2 separate regions of the Homo sapiens genome follow, and region 1 is linked to region 2. Evidence: read pairs that join two places in POLR2A ChIA-PET (ENCODE). Cell type or tissue: K562. All regions are shown on one strand. Each heading gives the region's core, and the rest is flanking DNA. Links, peaks and the distances in the headings are about the cores only. Region 1 overlaps PKP4 (plakophilin 4). Region 2 overlaps PKP4 (plakophilin 4).

Evidence for each region. Peaks named below come from ENCODE experiments on the same cell type or tissue, not always from the same donor. Only the 100,000 strongest peaks of a DNase experiment are listed, where the experiment ranks them.
Region 1: POLR2A ChIA-PET joins it to region 2 with 8 read pairs; 4 of 35 experiments call an interaction of 5 or more read pairs at or near these places.

Annotation. Positions count from the first base shown.
Region 1 is chr2:158,543,615-158,546,438 of GRCh38, reverse strand. All of the region lies in intron 2 of PKP4 (plakophilin 4), which reads right to left. Among named protein-coding and RNA genes, the nearest start is that of PKP4, 88 kb to the right of the region's middle. In K562, for the core only: no CTCF peak of the experiment used is centred there; no DNase peak of the experiment used is centred there.
Region 2 is chr2:158,485,301-158,488,124 of GRCh38, reverse strand. The region is part of intron 1 of PKP4 (plakophilin 4); the gene reads right to left. Among named protein-coding and RNA genes, the nearest start is that of PKP4, 30 kb to the right of the region's middle. In K562, for the core only: no CTCF peak of the experiment used is centred there; a DNase peak (open chromatin) is centred at 1,044.

The DNA.
Region 1 (2,824 bases), core at 206-2,705, 58 kb before region 2:
ATCAGGTTTAAATATGCAGTGCTTACTATTTGTGCCATCTAACCATCTTTACCTGGGCATTTCCTGTTTGCAGGCTTCACTCTGAAAGCAGTTACAGAAGAGACAGTTTTCATAATCTTGCAAAGAGAATAAAGCAAAAATCTGAAGAAAAATGACGTTTGAACAAATGGAAACTATATGACAAAATAAATTGGGAAAAGAACATATGGCAAAAGAATCTAAAAAGATTAATATTTGAAATCAGTCTTTTTCATTTTATTTAATACCACTTAAAGTATACTAAAATTCTTTACTTAACTAAAATTCAGTTCAAATAAAACCCAGAACAGATACACAAATTCAGAATACATTTCAGACAGTCAAATACAAAGAATTTAATGGGCAGTATCCAAATGTCAAAAACATATTCTGGGTACTAAAGAGATACCAATTTAATCTGAATTTACATTTCATTTTCTTCAAGATTCAAACCAGCAAGAATAATTCAGTATCTACTACAACCAAAAATATGCTTCCAATTTTGAAATATTTTTAAAAGGCACTGTATATAAACCTTCCTTAAGAGAGGAACTATATGCAAGAGAAATTGAGTCTTAGAAATTACATAACAAAAGTAATCATAATTCTTGGCATTTATGAAAATATTTTACCTTCAAAGAATTTTTACAAACACTAAACTAATTAAATTATGCAATACACATGTGAAATCTCATCATCAGTTTACAATTAGGAATAACTATGGTACCAGGTTTAAATCAAGCATAAACCTAGGGGGTAAATATGCAGTTATATATGGATATAAGAATGAGTAGCTGTAATTATTCATGGATATGATGAAAAGTGACTAGAAACAGGTTTAAATAAGTATAAGATTATGAACTGAATGCAAGTATTATTAGGAAAATCCTAACCTCTGCAACTGCTTAGACTCCCTAATAGCTATGCTCTATCAAAAGTATTAGGCTCATGAGATTTTATTAGTGCTCAACAATATTTAACAAGGGCACCTGACCTTCAGCGGTTTATGACTTAAAAGAACAGATTTATTCATTTCTCAAAATTTTAAAACTTCTCCACCTCCCTTTCTTTCTCGTCCTTATTTCCAAACAAAAGGGAACACTGCTGCTGGTGGGATTACAGAAAGTGCAAAAAGGACAAAGCTAAGGGAACAGGAAAAGGAAACCTTTGTCAAAGAAGGGAGTACAGAGGGAGAGAGTGAAGGCCCAGAATGCCTGGTGAGGAAGCTGAGCCCCCAAAGGGGGAAGTGATGAAAGGCTTCCTCCTGAGCTAACAAAAGCTAATCAAAAGGAATACCCAACTGCCTTGTGCCCAGTGGCTCAAAAAAAAAAAAAAAAAAAAAAAAAAGTGAAAGACTTAGGTTAGGCCTGCTCTCTTTTACACTTTGGACTCAAAAATACAAGTGCTGGATCTCTGGGTGCCCAATGGCACTGTACATTCAGAGGATGGAACCAAATCCTAGTCCTGTGAATGAGAGGCCTTGGAGAATACATAGCTCTAGGTGGGACAGGGGACTTTCATTCATTAAGCTCTAGCTTCCTTAAATATCACTTCATGGCTACTGCTCTGTTTCCACCTGCAGTTAAAAAAGGGCCCTCTTGACACAGTGTTTGTCTTCTGCAGCTCCAACAGATGAGGAACATGAACTCATCCAACACATATGGATAACAGATAAGTTGGAGTAGTGGCAGAGAAACACTCTGCATTTACCAGGTTGAAGAGACAACTGAATGACAGCACAGGATCTTCTGGCTCCTGGTGGGATGTTCAATTCATACCATATTCACCGATCAGTGTAAGAAGCAAATTCATTACCCTTGCTGTCTTTTTTGTGCAGCCTACATATCATCAGAATGAAATTAATACAATATAACGAGGACTTTTCTTGTTGAGCTGGGGGAGGGGAAGATAAGAGAATACTTACGGTGGGGAAAACCAAATTAAAATTTCTAATTTGACAATATTTAGGCCTAAATTACTCTAATTCTTATTTCTTAGTGCATAATGTTATATAATACTTCCCAAAAGGAAATAAGTGTATTTTTACTTTGCTGACTTAAGGATATCCATAACAATGCTTTATAACAGTCCTTTTTACAAAATTGTTTTTGGATTTCTAAGAACCTTTATTTTCATGAGTCTTACGATGCCCCTATGTAATAGGCAGTCAACTAATTGCTCTTATCCCCACTGTCTAACAGGCAGACTGAGGCTTGGAAACACTACCTGGCTGGCTGCCCTGGAGCCACAAAGCTAGGAAGTGATTTTGCTTCACTTAAGCATGGCTCTAGTAAGCCCTGGCAAGAGCACAAGCTCTGTGAGTGGTGGTGGACTAGGGGTGGGGAGGAGAATTCAGGCTGATTGCTTATGAATTGTGTGTGACTATCAACAGCTTTAGCAATCAATTTACACCTCAGTTTCCTCTCATTTCAAATGAGATAATCCTCATAATTCCTGAACCGCAAAGTGATGAGAAATTAAATGAGGTACACATGTCATCACCTGCACAGTGATACCCATAGTAAGTGCTCAGTGAACACTAATTATTATTCTAACAACAAAATTCTACCTTGCTTTTCTGGGTAAGAGTAACCACGTACGGAGAACTACCCTGGTCTCTCAGTGCTCTTCTCCCAAGGGAGTTACGACCTTTTAATGCATTACATTTGAAAACTGGCTACCTTGATCCTTTGCATTACTTAATAATTTTTCATTTCTCTCATCTTTGAGTAAAGAGCTGTTCTGCAGGATTGTAATTTCTGGATATCCAAAGTTTATCCTTCAAATGCCAATTTATTTTCTGATT
Region 2 (2,824 bases), core at 105-2,604:
CATACAATGGTTATAAACAATTTAGTAGGTGGCAGTAATAAATTTGTGGATATAGGTGGAACAGATTGAAAAACATAAAGGGTCTACCTAGAATATAGCTTGATCCTGTGCAAAGAAATCAGAAATGAATAATTCCACAACTGAAGAAACGAATCAATATTTTCATTTATGATTTAGGCATATCTCCATAGTTTTCTACTAAACTTATTTTACATGGTGTATTTCAAGACTATATTTATTCCCCAAAGAGCTTCTCTTAAAAAACACATTCCCTTGTCAAATCTTTTTCCTTCCTCCCTTCCTTCCTCCCTCCCTCCCCCTTCTCTCTCTTCTCTCTCTCTCTCTCTCTCAGTCTTTCTTTCACCATCAAGTCTCTATAAGCCAGAACTATGCTGGGCAATGGTCCAGTACAATGTCCTTACTCAGCATTCAAAGTGGTATAAAGAAAAAGTGTGGAATAGTATTTGCAGAAACTATTTTTACCTTCAAGTTCTTTCAGCATGTGTTTATTTAAATTTAACTTGAATAATTATATAAACATTTTACTTGAACAAACCAAAACTTTAAACTCATGGGTACTTTATGCATATGACACCTCCCATATTAACTCATAGCAACAGTATGATCCAACCAGAGGCCTTTTCTTTATACATCAGAAAATTAAAGTTTGGATTCTGACTGAATTACTCACAAGTTGCAGGATCCTAGGGCAAATCATGGATTTCTTTTACTGTTTTCTCATGTGTAAAACACACATAATGATTATAAGATTATGCACTTCCAAAGATTATGGTGAAGACAACCAGTAAATGAGAAACTATATAGAAACACTGGTTTATACAAATGTGCTTTTTTTTAAAAAAAGGCTTTGTGCCAGTTAAAAATTCCTATTTATGGCCTTAAGGCTCTACTATGTCACTTGCAAATTGTTTTTAACTATCGCACGAAGCTGACAGGCAGTGTGAAAATCACTCCCACGGGCTGAATCATAGCGTGACAAACTCCATTCTCTGGCCACTACTTCTCTGTCCCACCCCAGTTTATAGGTATGCTTTATATAAGGATGCTGATGTAACGTTTCATATGGAATATATCACAGGGCTGGGAATAGGTACAGAACTATGAAGCTGACATGGAAGATAGTCTCCTTTGTATTTAAAATGTTACTGTAATTCTGACTGTAATCATTCTGTGAATGCATTACAACTAAAATGGCTAGTACACAAATACTCTTACTCAACCTACAAAGACTGTCATTGGACTCACGTTTTATTGTCTACAATTCAGCCTCAAGCTGCTCATGCTTAAGACAGATCATCCCAAGCAAGGGAGAATGACTTTCAGTCACCATTATTCCATACCATGACAATGGCCTGCTGCTGGCATTACACATCAGTACATTTTTCAAGCATCTTTCTAGACTGCTTCCCAAAATCAGTTTGCCATGTGGCAGGTCCTAACTTATTATGCCTTACTTAGTCTATTCTCTGCCTTATAGTTTAGAAGAGTTGTATTTGGAATGTAGGTCACTGTGTTCTCAACACCCCTTGCCTCACCACCACACATTACCTTCCACATTCTTAGTAAACTAGAATACTGCTCAGAAAGCTGAATAATATCTGTAGGTCTTATGGGTCTCAAAGTCCTTCAAAGTTTCGTCCTTTAAATACTCAGTTTTACCAAAAACTCAGTTCTATACTGCTACCAAACTATACGTTTTCCCAAAACCCATTAAATTTGATACAGTGGAAAATATTCAGTCATATGCTGTGTAAATTTCTTCACTTCAACATGATTTATTACTCTAGTAACAATCTCAAAGGAAAACAATTCTACTTTGCAAGATACAATTAATATTGTCTCTATACCTCATACAATATAATACAATTTTCTCCTTATATCATATCCACATATATTCACATAGGAAACAACTAGTTTAATTATAGCCTATCATAAAAGTAAGAATTTAAAAAAGTTGAGCTGCCAAGTATCTTCAAAATAATAATGCTATGATTACAAATTTAATGTTATAAATTCCAATTTTCCTTATCAAATTTCATTTTTGTAATTCTTTTACTTTGAACTCCACTATTAATAATTACATAGATTTAATTAGAAATAAAAAAAATTTAATGTGGCCAAAATTAGAATGTGTATTTTTGTTTGGTAACAACTGCTATTTAAAAGGTTTTCAACAAAATAACAATTTACTGTAAACATAACCTTAATTAGATTACATATGCCAATGTATTTTAATTATTGACATTAAGGATGGGTGTTACTGAACATAAACTAATTAATGTCTATTCTTATACTTGAGATAAAAACAAAACAAAAACAAATCTTCAGCCATTATGAAGTTACACTTTTTTTTGTATTAGAATCCAGTAGGCATACAGAAATTTCAGTATCATTCTCCCATTTTACAAATGACAATGAACTAAAGGGTTAAATGTTTTGTTTATAAAAGAGACCCTATTCTCATGTTTAAGCTCAGTGATTCATCACATCAAATCATTTTCATTCATTCAACAAATACACACTGACCACCCAGTACACTTCAGGTGCTTGTAATGGGCTCTAAACATGCACGGTTCATGCAGCTTAGAGTCTTGGGGAGGCTTCAAATAATTCGACAAATATGAAATTATGAACAGTGGTGTTATAGGTTACATGGAGAGCCAATCTCATCTCAGATAGTAACGTGGGTCTAGGGTTAAGTGGGTTGGATGAGATTCCAGCACTGCCATTTCCTACGTACTTCTGAATGACTTAACTGTTACGTGTTTCCGTGTTTTCGTCTGTAAAACAGGGCTAATAATAA